Linked DNA regions of Homo sapiens: region 1 is linked to region 2. Evidence: chromatin contacts called from ENCODE Hi-C or POLR2A ChIA-PET data. All regions are on one chromosome and are shown on one strand. The core of a region is the stretch at or near the end of the contact, and the rest is flanking DNA. Distances in the headings are between cores, read along the strand shown. Region 1 holds the start of PSME2 (proteasome activator subunit 2). Region 2 holds the start of AJUBA (ajuba LIM protein).

The links. A loop is a pair of places that touch in the nucleus more often than their neighbours do. ChIA-PET counts read pairs that join two places held with the same protein, here RNA polymerase II (POLR2A). Pooled maps may share reads with other maps.
Region 1: a loop to region 2 is called in a pooled map, with 2.3 times the contacts of the local background. The contact joins the promoter of PSME2 here to the promoter of AJUBA in region 2. A Hi-C loop is called at or near these places in 1 of 50 pooled maps. POLR2A ChIA-PET finds 5 or more read pairs at or near these places in 2 of 52 experiments (CD8-positive, alpha-beta T cell and HepG2).

The regions. Positions count from the first base shown.
Region 1 is chr14:24,142,245-24,147,860 of GRCh38, forward strand. PSME2 (proteasome activator subunit 2) reads right to left here and starts at 4,366. Exons shown (of 11, transcript NM_002818.3): 1 at 4,290-4,366; 2 at 3,964-3,996; 3 at 3,466-3,528; 4 at 3,135-3,221; 5 at 2,999-3,029; 6 at 2,814-2,911; 7 at 2,156-2,224; 8 at 1,948-2,015; 9 at 1,731-1,785; 10 at 1,341-1,427; 11 at 1,121-1,245. The coding sequence starts at 4,337. The coding sequence ends at 1,165. It overlaps RNF31 (ring finger protein 31), which reads left to right and starts at 5,254. Exons shown (of 21, transcript NM_017999.5): 1 at 5,254-5,616. The coding sequence starts at 5,455. MIR7703 (microRNA 7703) reads right to left here and starts at 1,321; the gene lies at 1,245-1,321. RefSeq lists silencers at 4,412-4,471, 5,172-5,261, 5,292-5,521 and enhancers at 4,782-4,851, 4,989-5,489, 5,036-5,330.
Region 2 is chr14:22,978,244-22,985,179 of GRCh38, forward strand. It overlaps AJUBA (ajuba LIM protein), which reads right to left and starts at 4,308. Exons shown (of 8, transcript NM_032876.6): 1 at 3,018-4,308; 2 at 101-202. The coding sequence starts at 4,023. It overlaps AJUBA-DT (AJUBA divergent transcript), which reads left to right and starts at 6,081. Exons shown (of 3, transcript XR_007064074.1): 1 at 6,081-6,577. LOC124903287 (a long non-coding RNA gene) reads left to right here. Exons shown (of 2, transcript XR_007064076.1): 2 at 407-978. RefSeq lists enhancers at 3,357-4,322, 4,323-5,288.

The DNA.
Region 1 (5,616 bases), core at 3,116-5,615, 1.2 Mb after region 2:
AATCTTGAAAAGCAGAGATAAAGACAGTGATTGGCTGAAGGGGATATGGGGGAGGACAGTAAGAAAAACTTACAGATTCATCCTTCCCATAATGTCCTGCGATGTATTTCCTTCACCACAGTGCCTTGGAAGCATTATTTTTTCCCCTCCTAGCCCTTAAGGAGGGAGTCCAGGCCCGGCGCGGTGGCTCACGCCTTGTAATCCCAGCACTTTGGGAGGCCGAGGTGGGTGGATCGCCTGAGGTCAGGAGTTCGAGACCAGCCTGGCCAACATGGCGAAACCCCGTCTCTATTAAAAATACAAAAAAATTAGCCAGGTGTGGTGGCACATGCCTGTAATTCCAGCTACTCGGGAGGCTGAGGCAGGAGAATTGCTTGAACCCGGGAGACGGAGGTAGCAGTAAGCTGAGATCGTGCCATTGCACTCCAGCCTGGGCAACAGAGCAAGACTCCATCTCAAAAAAAAAAAAAAAAGGGTGGGGGGAGTCCAATCATTCATCCGTAGTTCTCCATAGTTCTCCCAGTGAAACCTTATTCTCCTTCTAGGCTTTTCCTGAACTGATGAGGATTCTTTCTTTCTTCATTCCTGATGTTGACCACAGAACTTTCCCCTTGTGTATCCAAAGCCTGATTATTCCCATAAGGGCTCTGTGCAAATGCCATCTCTTCCAATAATTCCTGAGACCTCTGGATGAAAATAATACTGTTACATTCCAAAATACAGGTTATCTGCATGGCTGCCATGGCATGTAACAATCCCCACCCTAGGCACTCAGGGTGAAGGACTTGGACTATAAACCCAATGGAGAAGATAGCCCTTCAACCTCTGTGACTTTTCTAAAGCTACTTTCCCCCCTTTTTGCCTTAGATGGAAACAGATAAGCAGGAGAAGAAAGAAGGTAAGTGAGATAAGAGGTGACTAGGGAAGGGGAGATGGCACATTGACTACTGGATGAGAAAGGGCCTGAATCCCCTCTTTCTCACAGTCAAGATTACAGTGGGCATCTAAGTCATCTTTGTCTTTGTGACACCCACCCCTTCCCACCACATTCATCTTCAGGCTGGACATAGGTGCCACTCAATAAATGCTTTTTGAATGAATGACACACGCCAGAAGGGAATCCACACAACATATAGATCATTTATTTTCCTTCTAGTCCCGGGTTCAGTACATAGATGGCTTTTCTTCACCCTTTGGGTTGACAATTTTCTCCAGGTTGCTGCTGATGATATGATAAAGCTCAGCCTGGGAGAAGGCCAGAGTGCAAGAGTCAGGTTCTTAGCCAATCCCCTGCCTGCCCCCACTCATCCACCTCCCCTAAAGCCTTACTCCACACTCACATAGAAGGCCCTCAGGTCCAGCACCATGGCCCTGAGCTCCCCATAGGCTGCCTCATCTCGCTCATGCACCAAGGCCCGGTAATCCATCTGCAATGTGGGAGGCAAAGCTGAGTCAGTCCCATGGGAGGCTGGGACATGAGTCTGGTTTCCTTTTATAGGAAATAGGTTAACTTGAGAATGAACCCCTTCTTAGCACCAAGAAATAGGATCCCAAAGGACTGAGCAGAGAAAAGGGTCAAGGTTGTTGAAGCCCAAACCAGTTTTTCTAGGTAATGCTTTTAGCTTAATATTCTCCACATTGGGAAAGTCACAAACAAGACAAGGAGGACTTCTTCCTCCACACCTCCTCGTCCCACACCCAGCTAAAAGGCTGGTGGACTATCCACTCACTACATGAGTCTCCTTGGAGGCCTTGGCCACAGCATCCCCACGTTCTGAGAAGTACCTGCCAGAAGCAAGGGAATACCACAGGAATGAGTGTTCAGGGAGATGTACTCCCTCAGACCCTTCCCAAAGTCTCCCATCATCCTGATAGGGCTGCCCAGCTCTGGGGGTCCCAAAGAAATGCTCCTACTGCCCCCAATGCTGGTCCTCCAGCTGCCCTCACTTGGAAATGGTTGTCTGGAAAGCTTCCACTTTGGTCTTGACGGCATTCACCCTCTCCAGCACCTTCTCCTGTGGTGACACGGGAGGCAAAGACAACACTTCATGTCCTCCCCATTTCATACACTATCTTCCTCCTCCTCCTGGTTCATGTCTAGCTCACCCCCTGAGGCTCTCCCCACTCTAAGTATCTTCAGTTACCCTTTTCTTACCTGGATTGCTACCCCAAAATCATTTCCATCTTCAATCTTGGGGATCAGGTGTTGGATCCATGTAATCACCTGTGTTAAGAGGTATCATGTAAGAATCATTCAACAAACATACTGAGTTCTTCCTATTACTGTCACTTCCTAAAAAAAGTTATATTTAATTGGGTACTTATTACATACCAGGTACTGTGCCATGTATTTATTTCATGTAATCATCACAGCAACCTTCAGAGATATGTATTTATTGTACCCATTTAACAGATGAAAAAACTGAGTCACAGAATGTCTAAGTGACTTACTTAAGGCTACCAGCTAGGTAACTGATAGAATCACGATTTGAACCTAAGCAGTCTCTCTCTAGGGTCCAATCTTTTAAAACAATTCACTCACTATATCATACCACCTCTACTATGAACCCAATACAGCAGTAGGTTCTGAGGTTACAGAGTGGATACTGCACAGTCTCTAATTTTGGGGGTACCGTTGTGATAAGAGAGGTCTAACAGAACGAGGAGAACAAAGGGGATCTAAGCCCAAGGCACAGAAGGAAGTTTTCTTTTTCAGGACTAGGTCTCTGTATGAAGGACTTGTATCTACGGAGGAGTCCAGGGCCTCACCTTGTGTGTCTTCTCTTTCTGCTTCCCCCATTTCCCAGGCTTACCAGAATGCATTTCTCTTTGAGAGTCCAGACTTCTGGCTTAACCAGGGCAAGCAGGGACAGGACTTTCTCATTCCCAGGGAGAAATCCACACTTATGGACTGTGAGAAAGAGGGGATTCAGGCCCTTTCTCATCCAGTAGTCAGTGTGCCATCACCCCTTCCCTAGTCACCTCTTATCTCTCTTACCTTCTTTCTTCTCCTGCTTATCTGTTTCCATCTAAGGCAAAAAGGGGGGAAAGTAGCTTTAGAAAAGTCACAGAGGTTGAAGGGCTATCTTCTCCATTGGGTTTATAGTCCAAGTCCTGCACCCTGAGTGCCTCACCTCATCATCCTTGGGTGGAGGGTCTGGGATGGGGATGTCCAGTGGGGCCCGGAGGGAAGTCAAGTCAGCCACATTGAGGGAGTCCTCCTGCACAGAGCTCACTGTCAAGGGCTGCCCAACCTCTTCCCTTCATCCTAGGTCACAGCCTTCCCTCCATACATCCCACTTGCACTCTGCCTCCCAACCTAGGCTCATGCCTCACGCCATCCTAATGTTCCTAATCCACTATTTGAAACTATTCTCTGCATGCTGAATCCAGTTGTTAGCTAGAGAGGGTGGGCAAAGGGGATAGAGGACATAGGATGGGGCAGAAGGGGCCCACACTACTCACTTGCAAGAGCTGATTCAGGTATATGATTTTCTGTGGCAAGAATCTGTAGAGGAATTCCTCAGCCTGTGGGTTACATTGCAAGGGAGGGGAATCACAGAATATGCTCAATGAGATGTCTGACAAATGGAACTGGAAGGGCCTTTGGAAATCACTGGGTCCAAGACTTGCAAATGAGGAAACTGAAGACCTGAAAATGAAAGGACTTGCCCAAGCTGGTAAATGGCAGAACGAAGGTTAGGACTGTGATATTCCTGCTTTGGAAGCCATGGTTTTTTTCCTCCACATCAAAAGACGGGAGAAGTGCCAGAAGTCGGGAGAGTCATAAGAAAGGTCAGATTAAAGGTAGCTATCAATAATTCCGGGGTTACTTTGGGTGAAGGCTTGGTAAGGGAAGTAGGGTTAAGTCTAGGGTGACTTGGGGGGGTCATTCTGAGAGGCTGTTATCCTCAAGTATTGGTCCAAGATTCTGGGTCAAATCGCTCAAATCCAGAGACTTACCTCCTGGAAAAGATTCTGTCTGAAGACCTCCACCTACACAGAGAGCAGTACCCGGATGTTGGTTAAGGGTCTGGGTTGTCAAAAGCTTCCACCCACAACAGGGTGCCCTCGAACTGTGGCTCAGGCCTTTCTCACCACAAACTAGCTTTCCCTGGAAGCTCCTGCTCACTGCAGTCAGAAGGCAGGAATCTGGGAATCCCCGAGAAGTGAAGGCACTAGCGAGATTGGGGGAGTTCTCTGGCACTGCTTGGTCCCCTGAACCACCCAGCTTGGCCTCCACCCAAGAGGGTTCTATGACCCCTTCCTGGCCTCCGATTCCCCATTACCTGTTTGCGGGCTTCCCCGCTCAGGCGCACCCCACACGGCTTGGCCATGCTGCTTCAGTCGCTAGATCTCTGGTCTCCCGGCTAGTCGCCCGGGCTTTCGCTTTCACTCCCCAGGTCCAGGCCCGCCCCCCTCAACCCCGCCCCCTTTCTTCTTTCCGCCCCCCTCCTCCCGCTGGCAGGCCGCAAGCAGTAGGTAGCCCCTCAGCCATTCCCAGCCAGTTGCCACTAGGAGAGGCGGTGCTGGCTGGGTCACAGTCCAGGGGCTGCCCGAGGGAGGGGCTAGGGTAAGTGGGACCGCGGAGACTGGAGCGGGGGCTGTCCCTCGGAGAGGGGCGGGGCTTATAGCTAGGGCCAACTGGAAGTCCAGGGTTGGGGTAAGAGAGGTGGGAGTATGGCAAAGGGGGTATTCAGTGGCGGGGCTCCCCCAAGAAGGCTCGACCGCAAGTAGCGGACGGAGAGAGATCAGAGCGAGTGGGAGGGGCAGCCAGAGGGAGCGCCTGGGGTGGAGAAGGACTAGCAGCTCTTAGAAGAGAGCGGGCAGGGGTTGGGTGAGGGTCTTCCCTCTGCCTTCAGGACAGACCGGAGATGGGGCGGGACTCGCTCGAGAGGGGTTAGGGCCGGCCAGAGTCGGTTCCCCTGCAGGGTGGGACTTCCTCGGTGAGGCCCGGAGCGTACCGGACTGGTCCAGCTAGAAAAAGAAAGGTTTTGAGCTGAATAGGATAACCCCGCGCCTGCGGCTATCCGGAAGGGGTGGAACCAGATTGGGGGAAGGCGGGGAAGAGCGCTTGACTGAGGGAAGATGCTGGCGCGCTCTGAGGGAGGAGCCAGGAGCCATTTGCCTTCTCATTGGTTGGGACCTGGCCCTCCCTCTTGGCCGCGCCCCCTGGTTTCCTGACACCGCTCCAACCTTAACCTTAAGCCCCGCCCGTTCCTCCGAAATTGGGTCGCAGTCCCACCCTCTCTCCTAGTACTTCCTGTTCTCGGCTAACCCTGGCGCTGGGCCGGGGGCTGGAGAGTGACCGTGGTCTGAGTGACCTGGGGCGGCTGCGTGGGCCGGGGTGGGCCTCAAAGCCGGGCACCAGACGGGAGGGGCGGCGCTCGGGCCGCGCGCTGCCCGCGCCGGGTCCTGGCGGGCGGCGAGGCTGGGGCTGACTCCTGCCTCAGGATGCCGGGGGAGGAAGAGGAGCGGGCCTTCCTGGTGGCCCGCGAGGAGCTGGCGAGCGCCCTGAGGAGGGATTCCGGGCAGGCGTTTTCCCTGGAGCAGCTCCGGCCGCTACTAGCCAGCTCTCTGCCGCTAGCCGCCCGCTACCTGCAGCTGGACGCCGCA
Region 2 (6,936 bases), core at 3,058-5,557:
CAAATGAAGAGGCACAAGCTCTCCTCCTGTTCCCCATAGCACTTGTAAGTGTGTATGTGGGCAGGGGAGGGGAGTGCTTGAGTATTGGGGCTACACTCACCACAAGAGCAGCAAACAAAGCACTGGGTGTGGTAGAGGCTGTCCAGGGCCTGGCAGGCATTGCTCTGCCCATAGATGCCTTTGTTGCACTTGATACAGGTGCCTGAGAAGAGAAAAGTGTCACACTCTACTCCCCCAGGTCAAAACCAGGGATTCCCAAGCTTTCCTGACTGCCCTTTCCTGATGTGCCAGGGGTCACAGTCTCCCTTTGATGGGCTCCCTTCTGAGTAGAGAAGATAACGAGTAATGAGATGCAGCAAGATCTTGGCTGAGCAGATCCATTCTTGTTTATTTAATTACTCAACAGATATTTTCTGAGCATCTGTTTTGTGCTTAACACAGCACCACTACCTAAGGAAACCTGGAGAAAGTCGAAGATATGGTCCCTGGCATTCAGATGCTTAGTTTCTGTTGGGGAGAAAAGACTACACAGGCAAGGTATGATCTCTGTTGCAGTGTGTAGGATGAACGGTCAAAGATGCCAGTCCACAGGTGCTCAGCAGCAGACTTGAAAATACTTTCTAGAGAAAGCAGGCTAGGCCCAGAAATCGTCTCTGGGACTTCAGTTTCCCATCAGTCAAACGAGCTGTTCAGTTATAGAATGATTTCTCTCCACTGCAGACTTCCAAGGATGGAGAAAAGGATCTGGCTTGGCAGAGGGCTCCGTGCAGAGGGGACCATGTGAGCATGATTCCTGTGGGGAGGTGGCTGCTGAGAATGCAGGGTGTGTTCCAGGAACCAGGGTTGAACAGGAAAGCAGGGAGAGTAGCAGAGCCCCTGATGCCTCCTAGTCACCTTCTATCATGGGAAGAATACAGAACTGAACTGCTTGCTATTCCCCAAAATCCCCCACTAAGATATATACACCTGGCTCTGGGACTTGCCTTTCCTGGGTGTGTTCTTCCCTCCCTCCACTCCCCAATTCCAGGCCCATGAGTGAGGGCTAGGGCCTGTCTTTGGGGAGCAGATCCCAACGGGCCTGCCCCACCTCTCCCCCTCGGCACGCTGCCACACTCCCTGCCTGTTGGGGCCCATCCCAGTCTTTGCCCAGGGGCTTGGGAGCCTGTGCAGCAGCTGCAGCAACTGATGGGCCCAGGCCTGTCCTGCTCCCACCCTCTGGCAGCTGGGCAAGGCTGAAGCCAAGGAAGAGGGCCCCTACTAGGGGCAGGAGGAGGGTACAGTCAAGCTGGGGCTAGCGGCACAAGGGGTATGTAGGGGTTCTGTCAAAGGAGGCAACCTGACTCCCAAGGAGAAGGGGCCCCCATCTCTGAATTCAAAATGTGGCTTCCTCATGGAAGTGAAGATCTGCCCCAAGATTGCCATGCCAGGGGGTCCTGTCGGAGCCATTCTTTAGGAAACCTTGGACGTTATGGGAAAAGCAAACGAAACTGCTCAGGCACGTTGGCCTCACCTCCTCTAACCCAGCATATCTATACCTATGTTCTTCCTGCCATTTTATTGCAGTTTCTCTGAGTTCCTTTCTTCCTTTTGGCTCTGATGGTTCAGCCAAAAAGACTTCTTTACTAGCCACCTCTCCTGGGCCTCAAAATGAAACTGCTAAATGGGCCCTGTCATTCAGTCTTCCTTGATCAAAGCGGTTTGGCATCATCTCCTCTGGGCTTTCCTCTCGGTGGATTTGGAGGTGGGGAAAAGAATGGGGGTGGAGGCTGGGGGTTGAGTTATGCCCTTATAGCCTGCCGCCCTGCTACCTCTGAACCTCCTACCCAACCATCCCTCCCTGGCCGCGTTCCTCTTCCTATTCACTTTTCTAGCCATAGAGTTCTACAGCATGGGGTCCAGGAGTGGGGCATGAGTGGTAAGAAGAGATGCTTAGAAAAGTGAAAGAGGCCCACAGCCCTTAGGCGGTAAGCCTGCCACTTCTTTCCAATCACAATCAGATTCGAAGTTTTTTATGTGTGTAGCAGTGCCTGTGAATTTTGACTAAAAGATCTTTCAAGACCCTAATGTTCCTCATAGCTGAGACATATAATCAATCAATACTTCCTGAACAGAGTAGGGGAGGGAGACAGCGACCAGGTTTCCTTAACAGTGTCAGGAAGTAAGGCGCTACTTCTGGCCTGAATTCTGAGAGGTTATAAGCAGAATTCAAGGCCAAGTTATTTCTGGCAATAACACAGGGTCGTTATCCATCCAGAGGTAATGGTGTCCCAGTAGTCATGACTTTTACCCTGACTTCCGGAGGATGGGGAAAATAGAAGCTGGTACTACTGGGTCTCTGATTAAATGCCCACGCACGCACCTAGCCAACAGGACTGGGGAGGGACAGCAGTTGGGTCCCAGGGCGCTCCATCCTGTCTCCCAGGCTCCATTTCCCCGACAGCCGCCACTACTCCGCGTATGCTAGGGAGCGTCCCCCGATCCCCGAACCCCACCCCTCCGCCGCGCGGCGGCAGCCGCCCCGCCCGCGGGCACCTGGAGCGCCCGGGCAGGAGTCGGCACGCACGCGGCCAGCCTGCCCCGCCCCCCCACCCGCGCATTCTCCGAATTCCTGCGGGCGGAGCCTGGGCCCGGGTGGGGGCGCGGCGCGCACAAACCTCCAGGGGCACCGCCGTGAAAGGGGGGAGCAAGTTGGGGGGGATGCGCCTTCACTGCCCCACTTGGTCCCTTCCCTACGAGGCCTCCTGCCGCAAAAAACCGAGGTTCAAATGCTTGAGAAACGGACTCACGAGATACCAGGGGGGTTGAATTTAGCAGAAATAAGGAGCCCTGGTTCATCTGAAAACTAGCAGGAAGGGGACAGTGCTCTGGGGCCGCCCCCATCCATCCCTCTTGCTTCTTTCCTAGTCCCGCGTCTTCACCTCGGACCCCGGGGCACCGGCACTTTGGGCCGTCGGGGCAGTGGAGAACCGAATACCGTGACGGGTCCCTTCCCGTCCCTAACCACTTCTCTCACTCACCGAAGTAGTCCTCCCTGGCCTCTGGCTCCCGCATCCGGGCCCGGGCGGCCTCCGGAACGAAAGGACCTGGTGGCTCCTCCAGACCCGACGGCTCAATCCCCGAGGGTTCTCCGCGGGCTCCGGCTTCTCGCCCACCGGTGCCCACCGTCAGGCGAAGCAAAGCTGTTAGCTCGTCCTGGTACCGGGCGCCCACGGCGCAGTCCCCGTAGCCGGTCACAGAGTGTCGTCCGGGTTGCGCCCCCCGTCTCTCCAAGGGCCCCGCCGCTCCCACTCCGGCCCCGGCTAGAGCTCCAGGGCTGCCCAGGGCCGGGGGATACGAGTGGCGGCTTTCCTGGCAGCCGAACCCCGCGGGCCGCTGAGCGTACAATCGGTCCAGGGCGGCGTGGAGCTCCGGGTAGGCGGACGGGACCCCTCCGGGAGAATAGCCTGCCGGTGCTCCGGCCAGGGGTGGGCCAAACAGGCACGGCCCCGCTGGCAAGGGGCTCCCGTGGCGCTGGTCGTAGCCCATGCTGATGCCGCTGGTGCGATTGCTGCAGGGCCGGCTACCTCCAGCTCCGCCAGCCCCCGCCCCGTCCAGCAGCAGGCTGCCCCGGGGGCTGGACGGCTTGCTCGCGTCGCTGGCCGAGCTACTGGCGAAGCTAGAGCGGGGGCTGAGGGCCGGGGCCGTGGGCTCCAGCCGAAAATCGGGGGGCAACGACTGAGGTAGAGGCAAGGCCCGGGTGGGCGGCGGCCCCGCGGGAAAAGAGCCTTCGTAGCGCGGCGCCTCAAAGGAGCCGCGCTGATTTCGCTCAGCGTCCAGGGAACCTTGCTCCCGGGCCGGCTCCAACGGCTCATCCCCAGGTCCCCCAGTAGCTCCTCGGGGCCCTGACTTCCTAGGTCCCCCCAACCCACTTAGGCGCCCCTTGCCCGGCCCGGGGGTCCCGTCAGACCCAGACCGGCTAGATTCACCCTTTCTGCGGCCGAACTTCTCCAGCAGGCGACTGGCTTTCTCTCCTAACCGCTCCATGCCCTCGGGCCTGGGGCCTCTCGCCCCCTCCCCGCCTGGCACCCTGCGGCGTCTCGGCGGCCGGTTCTCTTTCCCTGCAGCCGGACTCTGGTTCCCCAGGGGCACAGGGGAGGCACAGGGGCTTAGCGGGCGGCCTGGATGCCCTGCGCCAGGAATCCCACAGCATCCCCCAGCGGGAGGGGCTGCGTCCCCCCGCGCATCTGGGGCTGAGCGGGGCTAGCAGGGTCTCTGGCCGCGGCTGTCCAGTCCGCAGGTCTATCTGTTCACGCGTCGACTCGCCCGACTGCCCCACTCTCCCCGGCCCCCGCCCCCCTAGCTCTCACGCTAGCCACAGACCGAACTTCTCTCCCAAACTTTTGTCTGCCTGGCCGGATCTACTTTCCTAGGGGGGCGGAGCGCGGTGTGTGCGAGAGCGCCGGGGGTGTCCGCGCAGGGATAGCTGGTGTGCGTGCAGCGGAAGGCGCTAACTGCCCTGGATGTGGAGACCCGCGGACTGGACGTGAGAGGCGGGCAGGGGCAGTTGGGGCAGCTGCCCCTACAACACTGAAGAATTGGAATAGGAAAGAGTGTGGGGGTAGGGGACGGGGACTCTTTGTCTGCAGTTGGAATGCGCGGAGGGGCATGGTGGAATGTGTCGCGTCCCGGGACCGGACGACAGGAGGCATGTTCTGCGCTAGCACCGTGACTTTGTTCCCAGCGTGGGGACTGTGGGAGAGATGGAGAGAGACTGGTACAGAAATGGTGAGACAAGGAGAGAGCCATAAAGAGGAAGACAGAGAGAAAGAAGACAAATGCATAAAGAGGTTCAGAGACGTGTACGTAAAGATAGCCCTGAAAGGCGACGAAGCCCACAGAGAGAGGTGGAAGAGGGAAGAGGTAGCGAAAGAAAGGGAGAGCTGAGGAGCAAAGAGGAGTGTGGACGATGCAGAGACCGAAGGGTGCGCAGACAAAGGAAAGGACAAGCTTGTCCAGAGAGAATGAGAGACAAACAGATAAACTGCAATAAAAAGGCACCACCTTCTGGACCCAAAAGTTTTGTGATTTGTAAAAGCAGTGAAAAGGAGTCAGGAAAATGGGACTAATCTCTACTTTGAGAGGGAGGGAAAGAGATATAGTGTGTATGTAGAAGCAGTGAAAAGGAGTGAGGAAAAGGTTTGGGACTAATCTCTACCTTAAGGGTAGGACAGTTAGAGGGATAGACACCCCCTGGTGTTGGGAAATGAGATTTTTCTCATTTCAGGTGACTGTGGAGATCGAAGGCCTGGTTTTAGGGCTAGCGAACACCTTCTCCCTTTGGTTTTGGTCCACAGAAGACTGGTGATACAGAGTAAGTATTAAGAGGAAGAAAAGAAATGCCGTGTAGAGGAAATTGCAAATGAAAATGATCAGGATGGAAAAGAGGCTGATATTGACTATTTTAAAAGGATCAAGAATAAGGAAAAGAAACCCTGGCTGAAGCAGCCGGGCGCGGTGGCTCACGCCTGTAATCCCACCACTTTGGGAGGCTGAGGCGGGCGGATCACTTGAAGTCAAGAGTTCAGACCAGCCTGGCCAACATGGTGAAGCCCTATCTCTACTAAAAATACAAAAATTAGCCAGGCGTGGTGGCGCACGCCTATAGTCCCAGCCACTCGAGAGGCTGAGGCGGGAGAATCGCTTGAACCCGGGAGACAGAGGTTGCAGTGAGCCAATATCACGGCCACTGCACTCCAGCCTGGGCGACAGAGCAAGACTCCGTCTCAAAAAAATTCTCAAAAATAAATAATAATTTTTTTTAAAGAAACCCTAGATGAAGCTAAACATACCTAATTAAATACCAGCCAACGGCCGGGAGCGGTGGCTCACGCCTGTAATCCCAGCACTTTGGAAGGCAGAGGCGGCGGGATCACGAGGTCAGGAGTTTGCAACCAGCCTGGCCAGTATGGTGAAACCCCGTCTCTACTAAGAATACAAAAATTAGCCGGTGTGGTGGCGTGCACCTGTAGTCCCAGCTACTTGGGAGGCTGAGGCAGAAGAATCGCGTGAACCCAGGAGGCGGAGGTTGCAGAGAGCCGAGATTGTGCCATTGCACTCAGGCCTGGGCGATAGAGGGAGATTCCGTCTCAAAAAAATTTTTTAAAAACCAGCCAACTACTTTTGCCCAGACTAAAACATCAGGGGCAAGGGGTGGAGGAAGTAGAATGGAGAAGGAAAATGACTCCTTTGTATTTAGATAGTAAATGAGTATGAAAATTATATGCAAACAAGTCATGCATATTATTTTCATCTCAACATTTTGAACACCTTTTATAATCTTAGTGTAGCCTTAGGGAATGTGGAAAGAAACGAGGTTAATATCTTTTGGGAAATTAATTTGTGCCAAACTATTTGGCTTCTTCGTCCTAGTTGCATTGTCTCCCTGACCTCATCTCCCCTGAGAATCAGCCTCTGTTTCCCTGGTCAAGGCCACGGCTTTTCTCTGATCCTGAGGAGAGTTTCCTACCAGAGTGGAAGCAGGGAGGACTGAAAGCACTAGGAACAGAGGGGAGCTATCGGATTGCATCTAGAACCTGCTGTGAGCAACATCTTCAGAATTAACCATAATGTGTTCCCTCCTTTCCTGTGTCCAGATGAGGAAGGAGAACTTTGATTCTTCCTTCCAATTACATCCAAAATATCCACACAACTACTAATATTTGGAAGCTTTGATCCTTTGGGGTGAGGATGCGAGAGGAAATCTTATGAAATGTTGGGAGGCCATTAAAGGAGGCCCATGCAAGAGTTGGTGGTAGCAATGGGCACAACTGGGATGAACAGCCTGTGTTTTCAAGGGATAACTGGAAGCAGAGATGAGTGAAGGGGAAGAAGTAGAAGACGCATATGCTAATAGGGCATGCTCCAATAGTGCTCATGACCTCAGGTGGCCTCTCCACA